Linked DNA regions of Homo sapiens: region 2 is linked to region 1. A link is a loop called in an ENCODE intact Hi-C map of the cell type or tissue named here. Cell type or tissue: heart right ventricle. All regions are shown on one strand.

Region 1 (8,000 bases):
GTGGAAAAAAGTGGACAGAGTCACTAGGTGCTTAGGAGTCAAACTCAGTAGGAGCTGGCAATAGTTTGGATATAAATTAAGACGGAAAATGGGGGATTAGGGAGACTGCCTAACTTTCCAGTTTGAGTACCTGGCTAGATCACTGTGACTCATGAACCTACTAGAGCTGGAAACCAGTGAGTTCTTGGGGGGACATTATAGATAGAGTTTATAACCTGTTGAGCTTTTGACATCTTTAAGGCATGCAATTGGACTGAGCTGTCTGAAAGCTGAAGGAGAAAGGGAGACAGAAGTGGAGGTGGGGAAGGACATTCCTCAGGAGAGAGGATGGAGTTGGAAGAGGAATTGGCAACAGCTTGCAGTGCTAATGAGTTCTATGACTTCCTTTAGTCAATTCATCTATTCCCTTGTCTCTAAATGGGAGAGTTAAACTTGATTTGGGGTTTTTAATCCTTCCCCAGAGGTGACTTAGGGCTTATGCATGGGTAAAGGAGACACCAGATATTCTGGGTCCCATTCCCTGCTTAATTCTCCTGTCAACTTTTTTTTCTCTCAAGTCTTATCTATAAACATCTCATCTTGTTGCACTCAGCATATGTTCAAGTTTATTTTATTCTTTTTTTGTTTGTTTGTTTGAGACAGAGTCTCGCTCTGTCACCCAGGCTGGAGTGCAGTGGCACGATCTCAGCTCACTGCAACCTCTGCCTCCCAGGTTCAAGCAATTCTCCTGCCTCAGCCTCCTGAGTAGCTGGGACTACAGGTGCGTGGCACCACACCCAGCTAATTTTTGTATTTTTAGTAGGGACAGGGTTTCACCATGTCGGCCCGGATGGTCTCGATCTCTTGACCTCATGATCCGCCTGCCTCGGTGTCCCAAAGTGCTGGGATTAAGGTGTCAGCCACTGTGCCCAGCCTATTTTATTCTTTTAATCATAGGTCTAATACAGTGTCAACTTTTTTCTTCTGTGTACCAAGAATACTTTATTTAGCTTTTGAATTTTTTTCTTTGAATGCAGCTGGAGTGTTTGTACTTTCCGAGGAGTCAAATGGGAGAATGTTGAAAATTATTGGCATGTCTTTTGGTGAAAATTAGGTTTCTTTTATGTCCCTTGGGGTAGACAGTCATTAAAACACAGGCAGTAGCACTACGACCACCCCTGGTTTCTCCATGTAACAAAATGGAACAAGGATGGAGCGATTTCAAATAGACAGTTCTTGAGAAAGGCTTATAACCTGAAATTGTGCACTGCAAACAGATCATCTCCTAAAACACTATATTGTGGCATAAGCAGGTTTTAAAATTGTGCCTTTTGATGACTTTTTAGGAGCAACAGGTTTGGCAGAACTCTAGACTGAGCTCCTGGACCAAACACATGAGGATCTTCCAGGTTACGTGGGTTTAAAGGCCTTTTTGCCTTGTAATATGCTTTACATATCAAATGTTCTACTCATTTGTTAATCAGATGAGGACAGTAACTGCTCTTTCTCTTTACCAGAATGGGGCCTCTCACGCCATTCTCTGGATTTCTAAAGCATTTTATTGACATAACTCAGATCACAGACAACCCTGCTAACAACCGTGCTATGTGGCGTTAGAGTACACACCTCATTCTCCTGCTAGATCACCCATTTATCAGGCTGTGTTTTATCTTTGCTTCTTCCACATATTATAGGCAGAGACTTATTGGTGGCAAGTAAACCGTTAAATGAAGCAAAATTAGCCAAAAGGATGCCTTGTTGTAAACAATTAAGGAATTTAAAATGCAATTTATAAACTCTATCCCTTTATGGTTCCTGACCTCAGAAAAGGATTACACACAGTTAAAAAGCCAGTGGAATAATGCTTGCCAAGAAGAGGTGTGGACAGAATGAACTTGGTGTAGCCAAAGGAGTCAATGTAAAAATGTTTCTCTTTCCCAGGTCTTGCCAGTCCAAGTTTCTGAAACTTCACTTACTCTAGCAAAACTAAGCTTCACTTAAATTTGGGGCATGTTTAGGGGAAAAACAACATTCTCACTGTTTTTTTTTTAAAAACGGGTTAAGACTTGAGATCATTATCTAAAAATGCCTTTGGGGGCGATACATGTTTCAAAATCTATAACCGTAGTCATATACATTCTTAGAGCTACAGCCTGCCTTATCCACTGATGTAATAATAGTAAGTTAATCGCCTGAGAAAAATTGTTTGAAAGCACTTGTAGGAAGTGTTTCAGTTTTAGAGACAGGTTAGTAATCCAGTTTAAAAAAAAAGGAAAGCATCATTTATTCTAATAGATGTATCCTAAGAACATTTAAAGAAGCACTTTACCATTTTTCGATAGTTAAAAATAAAGTTTAAACATGCAACAGAAAAAAAATCACTGAAGGACTCATGAAAATGTAGCTTTCATCAAGAAATCCTGGTAATTATTTAACGAAAGTAAAAAGCCAGGTACACAAAGATGTTCATTATGTTGTTGTTAGTACAAATTAAGGAGTGGAAACAATCTAAATTTTCAACAAAGAGGGTGTATCACCTGAGGTCAGGAGTTCGAGACCAGTCTGGGAAACATGGTGAAACTCTGTCTCTACTAAAAATAGAAAAAATTAGCCAGGTATGGTGGTAGGCACCTGTAATCCCAGCTATCTGGGAGGCTGAGGCAGAAGAATTGCTTGAACCCGGGAGGTGGAGGTTGCAGTGAGCAGAGATCATGCCACTGCACTCCAGCCTGGGCAACAAGAGTGAAACTGCATCTCAAAAAAAAAATGTACATTAATATTACGGTGCTTTATTTAGCCATTAAAATGGCGGTTATGAAAGTTAGGCAGAAACATGAAAACACGTTTGATATGTTAGCTGGAAACAGCAGATTATAAAATAGCACATACTACCTGATGTGCAAAAAGCATCCGTGGAAAGTTCTAGAATATGACATGCAGTACTTTTTAAAAAGAAAATAATTAAGATGGGTATTGGCAATTTTTAAATTTGCTCTTTTCTATAATCTTGTTCTTAAAAATAACAAAATCAGACAAACATGAAGACAGAGTCATGAATAGGAAATAAAAACTTAGCAAATTAATACAACACAAATGTCAGGAAAAAGAAGTTCCAGTAACGTCCGCACATTTCTCCTCATTTGTATTTCCTGTTTGGGTTCTGGTCTAGCTCCTATGAAGCCATGTTTTGGGGAAGGTATTTGGAAGACATGACACTGTGCAGAACCACTTTTAACAAAAATCCCTCAATTGAACATTTTCATATTTCAAAAATTGCCAAAAACGCATTTGCTAGGAAATACCATTTACAGTCAGTGAAGCCCAAGAATTAACTCTGCCAAGGTAGTCAGCTTAGACAGGATGCATGAACTCTGCCCTTTCTAGCTCCTTGTGTTCTAATTTTTCTGGGCCTCTGAGAGATGAGGAGGTCAGAGTGCACTTTTTTAGGAGCATTCAGAGAAAGACTTTATGTCATACATTCTGCCCATTCAGTTTCACCATAAGCTGAGGCCTGGGGGTGGGGGTGGGGGTAGGGGAGAGGTCAGAGGAGGAAACCAAGTTTCCCTTGACCCTTCAAGGGCCCTAATAAGGCTTTCTGGAAAAGTTCGCTTTTCCTTTCTTTACTCTTTTTTTAAATTTTTTGAGATGGATTCTTACTCTGTTGCACAGGCTGGAGTGCACTGGTGTGATCTCTGCTCACTGCAACCTCCACCTCCTAAGTTTAAGCGATTTTTCTGACTCAGCCTCCCAAGTAGCAGGGACTACAGGCACCCACCACCACACCTGGCTAATTTCTGTATTTTTAGTAGAGACAGGGGTGGTTTTGCCATGTTGGCCAGGCTGGTCTCGAACTCCTGACCTCAAAGGGATCCATCCACCTTGGCGTCCCAAAGTGCGGGATTATAGATGTGAGCCTCCGCACCTGGCCAAATTTCGCTCTTCTATCTGAAGTCCCAGAAAGTTGACCACATTCCACCTCACACCTTTAATGCCCCCCTGAAGCCCAAAAATTCAATATGAGGATTCCTTCCAGCGAGTCAGCTGGTGTCATTTAAATAAGACTGTCCTCCCTCATTGCCAAGGCTTCCCGACCTCCCCCCTGGGGTGAAATTGGAGGACCTCACGTTCACAGGCCACTCCTTACACCTCTGCCTCCGAACAGTCTTCCCACTAGCAGATCTGCGCATCCCTGAACCCCACAAGGTGCATTTCAAGCAACCCCAACCACTTCTGCACAGGTGTGGGGCGGGAGCAGGGCCTTGGCTATGAACTCAAACCAGGATGCAAGAGAAAGCAAAGCAGGCCTACCTTAAAACTTTCCAGTTTTTCAGAGGATCCAAGTCAGAGACCAAGGAAACCATTGTCTAGGAGCCGGCTGAGGGCGAGTCCGGAGAGGAGGAGGCGGGGATGGGGTGCTGGGGAACAGACGGAGGATTCTGGACCCAGGCCGGGCCCTGGCGCCCCGCGGCTCCCTCCTTCCCGGGCTGACACGCACTTTTCCTGACTTCTCTCCACCCCGCAAATCAATCCTGCGCTCTCCTCCGTCCCACACCCGGCTCCCAGCTCCACACCACCTTTTAAAGCCCCGGTAATCTGCTCCAACTGATCAAATTTGACCTTTTTGTAGCCCACTTTATTCCAAGCACAGCTCTCACTTAAATCTCTCTTTATTAACACCGTCCTCCTTGGCTTTCTTTGGGAACAAACACAGATCAAGCCTGAAGCCTCTGGACTTTACCAGCAATCATTCGCAGATTACTGCAAGCTGCAGCCTTCCCCTCCTTGGGGGTATTTCTCCTGCCTCGGAGATTTTGCTTTTCTTATTCCTGGCAGGAGACTGGTTAGGTTTCTTTCCTCCTTTTTTCGTGGCTTAGGCTCTGGGACTCTGACACTGGGCTTAGAGCTACCCTCAGAGGCTGTAACTACTTTACTGCTGGGATTTGTTTTTTAAAAATAATTTGGAACAGGACTGCAAACAAGCTAGACTTTACTGTGTGTTTTCTGGCAGGGATTTTTTGCTACACTGCTCCCCCACCCTTTGCTGGCTTTCTTGTGTTTTTAAATAACATGAAGGAGGAAATGCAGAATCTCTTTAAACATAAAGAGAAAAGGGTATAGGCTACCCCCTACTCGCCCCCCACCTTGTGTATCTTGTCATTTACTGAAAACCAAACATCCTTCCAATACTCGTTTGAAATTGTGCATGAGAGATGTTTTAAGATATCCAGGCAGTATTGTTTTCCTGTACTGTTTGTTCATAGTTTGTCTCCTTATCCCTTCGCCCCGTATGGGTTCTTCGGGACTGTACTGATTTCTTATTTTCATAAGCACTGCCTCTTAAGCAGAGGCTTCTATGCTTGGAGGGTCCTGGTTTGAACTAAGACCTCCGCAGCTGAAGCTCTTCCTCCTGCCCTCAGGATCCTGGAAGTAGCCGACCTTGAAATCATCTGGTCCAGTGGCTTCCGGACCATGGCTGGCCAGCCCGTCAAGATTTCTGCTGCAGCTGCCTGCAACATGAGCTTTACTTGATAGTCTTTCTTTATATTAAATTCCTCTTTTTCTTACGCTTATTTTTAAAAGGGATTTTTAAAGTCATTCCCATAAATGGAAAATCAGCTTCACTGGTCTTTGGTAGAAGGCAAATGCAGGGAATAACTAAAATAAAACAATTATTATTATGCCCAGACACTGAGACCAGCTAAAGGCTCTGATTTAGGTCTTTTTTTTTTTTCTCTTTGTTGCAAAGAGAGTTTACGCAATGTTAAGAGTGTTAAGAACATACCTGCACCAGCCAGAGACTTCCCTGAGAAGGAAGAGGGAAGACTGAAAGAAAACATATTGTGATTCAGTGCTTTGTCATGTCCTTGTTACTTGAAAGCATCAGCCCGGAGGAAGGGTCCCAACTTCTTCCCTTCAAGCAGAGCCTTCTAAGAAAGAGAATCTCTGTTCTTTCCTGGGGGGAAGATGCTCCCACAGGTTTTGGAAGCAGGCTACTTTTACTGTCAGGAAGTTTTTGCCACTCCAAACGCCTATCCCAGCATTGTAAATCCCTTTCTTACCAGCCTGTTCTCCATGGACCCGTGGATCTTAACATATGCAGCTAACCCTCTGTTTAGATTTGTTTTCTCTTTAGCAGTCATGGATACTTTCCCTAATGGCTGTGAATGACTTTCTTCAGAAGTGCAACTGTCTCTAGACTAAAATTAAAAGAGAATTTCATACCTCGTACAAAAATCATTGCCTTTCTGGGACTTCAAGCTTCTTCCTGGGCTGTGTTATCCCACTGTGAATCTCAGACCACAGCGTAATCATGTGCAAACATTTACATAACACTTTTAATCTCCAAGTACTTCACCAAATGTGGGTGATAATAATAGCTTTTATACGGAGTGTACCTCCAAAGGGTTCCGGGTGCTTTGATAATTAATGAAATGTTTTTCCCTTTAGAAAGTTAGCAAGAGAGTAGCAAAAGATTATAATGAAATAGTGTCCGCAACTATAATGACATCATCCTCATCCTTAGCCCACGGCACCAGGGAGATTCAGGTCTGGGGAAGGGAGGGAAATGAGTTCTTAACACTTAGAGTTCAGGGTTAATGGAGGAAAAGGGTGGGATTTGGCTTTTGGCCAAAGGACAAAAGGACAAACCCATTTTTGTAAATTATGAAATACCATTTTAAAGCAGCTGTCTTTTCAAAAACTTTTTAAAGGTAGTCAGTAGAATGTTCCTTCAAATAAAATCTTGTACCAAGCCCAAGTACAGAAACAGATACAGTAGTAGCTGAAGTGTATTACTAGGTACTAGGAACGGTTCTAATTTCATTAGGTGTGTTGATTCATTCACTCCTCATAACCAACTTGTTTATGAGGTAAGTTATGAGTTGTACTCCCCATTTGTTAATGCAAATGAAGACATTTGGGTGTGGAGAAATTAAGGAACTGGTCTGAGCTCTCAGGGCACTGAACTTAGAAGCGATGCCTGTGGACCTGGCGAGTAACCGCCACACAGCACTTCTTCCATCTGCTTGGGGGCTTTTCAAAAGGGATTTTTAAAGTCATTTCCATAAACGGAAAATCAGCTTCAGTGGTCTTTGGTAGAAGGCAACTGCGGGGAACAACTAAAATATAACAATTATTGTTACGCCCAGACACTGGGGTGGGGATGGGGTTGGGGTTAGGATCAGGATAGGGATGGGTAAGAGGAATCCCTGAGTCTCACCGATTCACTCCTAAGACCCTATAGAGAAACCCTAGAGTTTAGGAGGATAACGTTTGAAACCCACTTCCCAAAAGTATTTAGAGAGGAAGGAGAGAAATTATCTTTTAAAGGATGCATTGAGTCCAAGAAGGGCAGAATATTTTGCCTTTTTCTTAATTTCAAAGTCCAAGTGTGTGTGTGTTTATGTTTACATATACTGGAAATTAATTCCATGCTATCACATACTGCAAATTTCTTTTTCCTTTTCCCTAAGTATTTCATTCCTGATTTCAATGGATCACACCTAATGGATCTGTTTCCTACTAAGAAATAGGCCATCAAGACAATTAATTCATCTTCAACAATGAGGGTGCTTCCTAAACACAAACAAACAGAAATGTTGCCTTGTTCAAAACTGGGCCAACTATTTATCTGTAACACAGAAAGGCAACAGTAAATTTTCTATTTATAAAAATGAGTTAGGTTCAGCCTTAATAAACTTCAGCCCCAAATTAGTTTTCCGTCATGTCACTCTATAAATTGTAAGAGTTCATTCTCTTTGTCTTCTTTTTCACAATTTTGATACATTTACCCCTTTACATAAAAAAAAAATTTTTTTTGGCATTCATAATGATTCTTAAAGAGTCACCTCTCCTGAGAGTTCCCTGTTAAAAAAAAAAAAAAAAAAGTTGAATCCATATAATGCAACATTCGTGATTGTCCTGATAGTACCAGCAACAAGTCTCGTCACTTTCCTTTTCATAGAGCTAACATTTCTGTGATCTCCCTCCCCCTTCCTTTGGTTTCTTCGGTGGAGAAGCCA
Region 2 (8,000 bases), 110 kb before region 1:
ATCACACATTCAAAGACAAAGGTGTTGGCCCTACCTTGAAAGCAAAAGATAGATGCTGGGGAAAAGTCATGTTCATCATGTATTAAGTCCCAGCCGGGGAAAACTATGCTTTACACGCTCATGTGCTAAAAACTGACATTAGAGTTACAGATATTACTTGATGTCCATGATTACTGAAAACCTGATGATTTCATTGGTGCATGTAGCTCCAAATTTTAACAAAATGAAACAGACAAAAACACCCCACTGTATTTGACTGCAGTAATGTAGCTAGGAGTCATCATCCAGTCACCATTTTTGAGACCAGCAAATCGACAAACACTGGAGCTTTTCAGGTGACCATTTGTTTGTTTTTATCTGTTTACTACTGTTAAACAGTCATCTGAATTAGTGACATGTTTTCATGAATTTATACCTTTTGTAAAGCAACCCTTGAGGAAAATAAATTGAGCAGAATATCCCATGCTTCTAGATTATGCTCTGTCATAACCCACCTGAGGTGATTTAAAGCAGGTGACATAAAAACCATGCATTTTTCATTGACCTTTTATAGGCACAATGTCCATTATTAGCATTGCTTCCTAAGCGTAAATCATCTTTATTTCCTGACTAATATTTATTCATGCAAAATATTCATTAGCACTTAATCTACGTTCAGCCCAGGCAATGCTGGATGTTTTGAGAGGCACTAAGATGAATTTAGATCCTGATCCTTCTTGCCAAGTGTTTACATTCCAGTAAAAGAAACTGTATAAGGCACCAAGTAATGAATACTCTTCATTTATCTACTACTGAAAACTCCCCTAAGGGCCGGGTGCCGTGGCTTACACCTATAATCCCGGCACTTTGGGAGGCTGAGGTAGGAGGATCGCTTGAGCCCAGGAGTTCAAAACCAGTCTAGGCCACATAGCAATACTGCTTTCCTATAAAACAAAAACAAAAACAAAAACAGAAAAAACAAACAAACAGATGAGGTGGGCATGGTTGCATGCACCTATAATCCTAGCTACTTTGGAGGCTGAGGTGGGAGAAGCACTTGAGCCCAGGAGTTCAAGGATGCAGTGAGCTGTGATCCTTCTACTGCTCTCCAGCCTGGGTGACAGAGCAAGATCTTATCTCAAAAACAACCACAAAAAAGGCTACTCTTAGTCAAAGATCACAGCTCATATAAGATGTTGAATACTCAGTGCCTGGCACACACCAAACACTTAATAAATTTGAGTGTATAGACATTTTCTACTGGCTGGTAATTCTGCTCTCTTAAGTTCATTTTTTAAAAAATGCCTGATATAGTTATAGCAGTATTTGGAGTTTAATTGTACTAATTTCCTTTCCTTAGTTATCATTACCAAGATAATCTGATTTCAAGTGAAAAGCAGAACACTAAAAAATCTTTTTTTTTTTTTTTTTTAAAATAAAGTTTCACTCTGTCGCCCACGCTGGAGTGCAATGGTGTGACCTTGGCTCACTGCAACCTCCGCCTCCCAGGATCAAGTGTTTCTTCTGCCTCAGTCTCCCGAGTAGCTGGGATTACAGGCACATGCCACCACACCCTGCTAATTTTTTTTGTATTTTTAGTAGAGATGCGGTTTCACCATGTTGGTCAGGCTGGTCTCCAACTCCTGACCTGAGGTGATCCACCCGCCTCGGCCTCCCAAAGTGCTGGGATTATAGGTGTGAGCCATCATGCCTGGCCCAGACCACTAAAAATTGAATGAAAACAAGGATGCAAACAACTACAAAGTGCAATTATATGTTCAGAGAAAAAGAACTGTCCCAGCAACTAAGAAGTAGAATGAGGTGATGGAAGGTGCTGGTTCTGATAAGTTGTATATCCTTGGGCAATTCATTTGACCTCTTCAGGGTCTCTGTGTCTCAGATGTCAAAGTAACACCACACCATCGTTGGTGTGATCATCAGCCTGAACCAACAGGAAAGCTCTCCGCAAATTTGAAGTTGCAGCATAAATTCAGTTTTATTGAAGGAAAAAAATCCCGAAAAAGATAGCAGACAAGTGTCCCCTGTGTCTGACACAGTTTTGGTAGATTATTTAGCATTCCTTAAAAAAAATCTTTTAATTTTAAATATGTAGAGCATTCATCAGTGCAAAGCGTGATGCCAGCTTTTATCAGCTGTCTGCAATAACATTCCCTCGTCATCTCCTGTCCTTCCCCGTTCCTGAACTATGCGAGCAGTTCTTTTTTTAGGAAGTGTTGAAGCAAGAGCACACCATCTATTTCTGTGCAGCCTCTGCCAGTTTCCAAAATTAGCTGACAACTGTAAAACACAAGACATGAGCCCCCATGCTAATTGTGTGTCAGCAAGATAAATATTTTTAAGACCTGGAATGTTTTTCTCCAACTGTATCTTTAATTTTTTTCCCAAAAGTACAGAGAACATTTTTTTTTTTTAAAAAAAGGTAAAATAGATTTTATTTGTATTGCCTGTCCTAAAAATGATTTAATGTTCTAGTTGTAGAAGGTGTGGGGTTTTCTTTATTGTAATTAGGAGTGAAAGTATTACAACCAAGCAGATTTTTCCCCTCCCCTCTCTTCCCCTTCCCTTTTTCCTTCCTTTCCCTTTTTCCTTCCTTCCTTCCTCTCTTCCTTCCCTTTCCTTCCCCTGCCCCGTCCGTCCCTCCCTCCCTCCCTTCCTTCTTCCTTCCTTCCTTCCTTCCTTCCTTCTCTCCTTCCCTCCTTCCTTCCTTCCTTCCCTCCCTCCCTTTCTTTCTCTCTCTCCTTCTCTCTTTCTTTCTTTTGTCAACTAGCTTGAGGCAAACTGTGGGCATTTTTAATTTGGATCCATTTTCAAATAAAACATAAACAAGAACTTAGCTTAAAGACATCATTACAGGCTGGGTGCAGCGGCTCACACCTGTAATCACAACACTTTGGTAGCCTGAGGCAGGTGGATCACCCGAGTTCAGGAGTTTGGGACCAGCCTGGGCAACATGGTGAAACCCCATCTCTACTAAAAATACAAAAATTAGCTGGGCGTAGTGGCACATGCCTGTAATCCCAGCCACTTGGGAGGCTGAGGCAGGAGAATCGCTTGAACCCGGGAGGCGGAGGTTGCAGTGAGCTGAGATTGCGCCACTGCACTCCAGCCTGGGCAAAAATAGTGAGACTCCATCTCAAAAAAAAAAAAAAAAAAAAAAAAAAAAGACATCATTACAAAGGCATATATATTAATTCAGGACAGTTAATTTTTTTTCTTGTGTGGTGAACCTTAGCACTGGAAAATCCCAAACACCTTAGAGATGAAAGTTTCTTCTCTGTTAAACAAAATCTAAAGACACTGTCCTTTCCCCTCACTCTGATTTTCCCTCTGGTCATTCATCACTATGTTTTCATTCTTTTTGGCCTTCATGTCTTCTCTCCTACTTTTATTCCTCCTTGATTTTCACTCATGATTAAAACATCAAAATGTGTGTGTGTGTGTCTGTATACAAACACAAGTAATTATTCTCACATGGTGAAATCTACAATTGCACACACACATTCATGGAACTGTTCACATCAAATGGAATCTTCTTTAACACCAGCCACTATTCCAGGCCATTTACAGGCGTCCACTCACTTAATCCTTAGAAAAGCCTCACGAAGTAGTTACTATCACTACACCATGGTTAGGACGAGAAAAATGAGACAAAAGAATGTTATGTTACTTCCCAAGGCCATGCAGGCAATGACAGATAGAGTCAGGATTTGAACACAGCCCAAGCATCCCAGCTCCGGAGCCCATGCTTTTCATCAGGATGTGAACAACAGGGGAGTATGCGTAAGCCACAGATATGTTATCTATGCTGTATACTCCTGCACCCCTTCTGGCTTCTGCTATAGCAAATGAACAACAGCAACAAAAAAAGCCCCGTTGGCTGGGCGCACTGGCACACGCCTGTAATCCCAGCACTTTGGGAGGCCGAGGCAAGCAGATCACAAGGTCAAGAGATCAAGACCACCCTGGCCAATATGGTGAAACCCCCTCTCTACTAAAAATAGAAAAATTAGCTGGACATGGTGGTGCATGCCTGTAGTCCCAGCTACTCGGGAGGCTGAGGCAGGAGAATCGCTTGAACCTGGGAGGTGGAGGTTGCAGTGAGCCGAGATCGCGCTCCAGCCTGGAGACAGAGCATCTCAAAAAAAAAAGTAAGTCCCATTGTTAGGAACTTCACATTCTAGAAGTGGGAGATAGACAAAAACCAAACAAGCAAATGAATATTGATTCCTACATTATATAGAATATGTTATGAAGGATGAAGCAAGGTAGCGGGGTAGAAAGTAAAAGCAGGGTGGCAGAGGCTGTAATTTTATGCAGGGTGGTCCTGGGAGACCTCTCTGATGCGGTGACTCTGTGAATATGTGACTGCATTAAATGCAACCGCTTCCATCCTCACCTCCCTTTCTTATGCTCATTTCTTTCCTTTGCACTACTGCATTTCTTTCTTCTCCTCAAGATTTACGGGGTACCTGCTGTATGAAACAGGTGATACTAGGTATTGTTGTAATTTAAGAGAAAAGAAGGGCAGCCTGTGTTTGTACATTCAAAATGCTGATCAGCTAAAACAAGACCCTTAAATAAACTCACCACATCACTTAGAAAACTGTAGGTTTCGACAAGAGATACTTTACATCGCTACAGAGGCCAGCCTCTCAGATCTATTCCTGGGTGGAAATGATTGCAATATGAGCCAGCTACATTCACAGATGTGGTTCTGCTTTCAGAACAGTTTCCCAAGAGCGCTCCTGTAAGTTCCTTCTGCCTAGCCTACATTCATAGGAACGAAACTTTCTCTACCTCTCAGATTTCAAGATAAAGTCCAGGAGGCGGAGTTACTCTTTAAATCACTGCATACACTTTTGGGATTTCGCTGCCTGGACGGAGGTCCGGACAGGCCCCAGGCCCAGGCTTGCGGAGAGGCGCTGCCGTGGGGAAACCGGTCTCCCATGCACAAATCCCTTAGTCAATACTCAGGAATGCACTGCGCGGTGCTTGGAACGAGCCACTTCCATCTGATAGGAGGCAGGCCTGCAGTCGGAGCCGTCAGAGGCATCGCTGCAGTTCAGGTTCATTGAATCTAATCACTGACACATACAGCCTCTTCCTGATCATCTTTCATTTTCACTTGGGGAGTCCTGTTGAGAGTCCTTGCTATGATTTTATTTGGCTCACAATTTACTTGTATTATTTTAGTATTCTTTCTATAAAAGAGCCACAAGTGTGTGCCTTTGTCCCTGCCCTTGTGCTCAAGTGCCTTGAAAATCAAACTGCCAAAGGTTTCTCTTAATCACCTCCGCAGAGGAGCCCATCCGGCCCTGGCTGGCATCTGTAAGGGAAGCCAGTGTGCAAATGGCACTGGTGTCCCTTCCGTCATTTCGAGATAGTGGGAAGGGCTTATGTTTGCTTTCTTTCAGAAATGTCCTCTTCAGACGCAGCTCAGAAACCCACCCAAGAAGAGGAGGCCTGTCTTGGACACTGCTAGTGGCATTATGAGGATGTTCCCTATGCAGGCTTGGGTTTGCATGTTAAGCATCATACACCATATGCTCTGTAATTCTACCACAGTTAGACAATGTGAGCCGCTAAGTACCTGACTCGGCTGTTAGTAACAATTCCTGCTCATTGAAAGTCACTCATTTAGACTTTGGCAGTCGCAAATGTAACCAGCTCTTGAAGATAGTCTCAGAGCCTAGAAATGTCACATGAAGTTTCACTTACCAACTTGTACTCCCAGAACTGAAAAGCAAAAGTCAAAGCAAAAACCGAAAAAACAGACAATGCACATGCGAGACATTTACTTGTGTTTCTTTTTCTTTTCTTTTCTTTTTTTTTTTTTTTTTTTTGAGGCAGAGTCTCACTCTGTAGTCCAGGTTAGAGTGCAGTGGCACGATCTCGGCTCACTACAACCTCTGCCTCCCAGGTTCAAGCGATTCTCTTGCCTCGGCCTCCCAGGTAGCTAGCTGGGATGACAGAAGCATGCCACCATGCCTGGCTAATTTTTGTATTTTTTAGTATAGACAGGGTTTCACCATGTTGGCCAGGCTGGTCTCAAACTCATGAACTCAAATGATCTGCCCACCTCGGCCTCCCAAAGTGTTGGGATTACAGGCATGAACTACTGCACTGGCCTGTGTTTCTTTAAAGCTTTGTGAACAAAGTGACATCTCTCCAAAACAAACCAACAGAAGTGTATTTTTTTCAAATCATATGCTTGTACAAGTGGGAGAGGATCAGTTTATTAAAGAACTCTGCAGTTAATATTGCTGAATTATTGTGCTCTAAGCTGCACTGCAATTCATACGTGGCTTCTTAAGGAAAAACACACCAAAATAATTATTAATCAAAAACAAAAATTTTATATAAGTTCGTTTAAAAGGATGCCTATTTTGCAATAATGCCCAATTTTTCTCTATTAGTTCCCAGGGACATAATATCACTAATAAGTCCTCTTAATTAGAGAAAATCATCTCTACTCTTGATAATTTCTGGATCAAAGAGGGATTTGCAAATACCAGCCTGCATTGTGATGTTTGACTAATGGCCTAATCCATCAACCAACAAGTATTGGTATTGAATTCATTAGCATTTATTCATTTGTTCAACACACATTTCTACACCTCCTACTGTGTGTCCATCTCTACATGCTGGATATTATTAGACAGGAAACTTTATAAACATGAGCCCCCTCTTTCATGAGGCTGTCTGTCTACTGGAGAAGACACAGCCACAAATACTTACACAAATGAATACATAATGACAAGTAATGGGAAGAGATTTTATCCACCTCATTTCACTGATTCCCTTTTGGGGAGGGCAGGAAGGGAGTTTTTGCTGAAACAGATATCAAGGGACTTCATTCGCCTAACAGCCAATGCCAATATTTGTGACTGAGAAAGCAGATAACATGGACAAGAGGAAGAAGATTTTTGTCTTAGAGATGCTCCTTCTCTTTCTGAGAAATGAAAACACAAAAGCCACGGTCTTCAAAGAGGAGTCTGTGTGAGAGCTACCAGGGCAGAAGGAACACGGGAGGTTCTGGTGGAGAGAGAAACCATGGAGAAGAACAAGCAGTTTTGTGACGGCCACAGAAAGACTCCATCCAGAATGAAGTGGTTTGATGGAAAAGATGAAGAGATAAGATACCCTAGCCCCTGGACTTCCGCTGTCTGTGATGAAGTAGGGGCCACATTATTTCCTCCTACCAGGTACTATGAAGGTTCTGAGGGACACAAACCATTTCTAAGGACACAGCCTCTCTTGCCTCCCCCAGATACCCTGAAGTGAGGAACAGATTTGCTCCCTTTTAGGCAGCAGTGTGGCTGCGGTGACCTCAGTCAAAAGGACAGCCCCTCAGAGGACCTCCCTCTCCCTGGGCCTACCTCCAACCTACAGTCAGAACATGGGGCTCCCCTCAGTTAAATGCATTATTTTTCTCTTTAAAAAATGCACCAGCGGCCAGGCATGGTGGCTCACGCCTGTAATTCTAGCACTTTGGGAGGCTGAGGCAGGTGGGATCACTTGAGGTCAGGAGTTCGAGACCAGCCTGACCAACATGGCAAAACCCTGTCTCTACTAAAAATACTAAAAAATTAGCCTGGCATGGTGGCACATGCCTGTAGTTCCAGCTACTCGGGAGCTGAGGCAGGAGAATCGGCTGAATCTGGGAGGTGGAAGGTGAAGTGAGCCGAGATGGCGCCACTGCACTCTAGCCTGGGTGACAGGGCAAGACTACATCTCAAAACAAAACAAACAAACAAAAGTACCAGCAATTGTGTTAAAGCTGTCTCTGGCTACAAGGTTGGAAGCTCTGAGCAGCCACTTATGGAAATAGCAAAGAAATAAAGGTTGTTCTGATATGATTTGAAAGAATCTTTTTGTTGTTGTTGTTAATGTTGGTTTTTATTTTTTAATTTTCTGAACAATGGCTATAAACACATAATAAAATGCTTCTTTCTCCTGAAGATAAAGAACCTATTTCCTTTCTCCAACAGTGTATTTAT

The links. Hi-C counts contacts between places; a loop is a spot of excess contacts. Peaks named below come from ENCODE experiments on the same cell type or tissue, not always from the same donor. Only the 100,000 strongest peaks of a DNase experiment are listed, where the experiment ranks them.
Region 2: it touches region 1 in a loop (2.5-fold over the local background); 15 of 110 quality-filtered maps call a loop at or near these places.

Annotation. Positions count from the first base shown.
Region 1 is chr10:10,795,105-10,803,104 of GRCh38, reverse strand. It overlaps a transcript of CELF2 not described here. Among named protein-coding and RNA genes, the nearest start is that of LINC00710, 150 kb to the left of the region's middle. RefSeq lists enhancers at 3,842-4,535, 4,536-5,230. In heart right ventricle, a CTCF peak has its summit at 4,876; DNase peaks (open chromatin) are centred at 4,474 and 5,435; H3K4me3 peaks cover 2,671 bases; H3K27ac peaks cover 7,709 bases.
Region 2 is chr10:10,908,543-10,916,542 of GRCh38, reverse strand. It overlaps a transcript of CELF2 not described here. Among named protein-coding and RNA genes, the nearest start is that of LINC00710, 40 kb to the left of the region's middle. In heart right ventricle, no CTCF peak of the experiment used is centred here; DNase peaks (open chromatin) are centred at 2,161, 4,972 and 5,348; H3K4me3 peaks cover 977 bases; H3K27ac peaks cover 5,166 bases.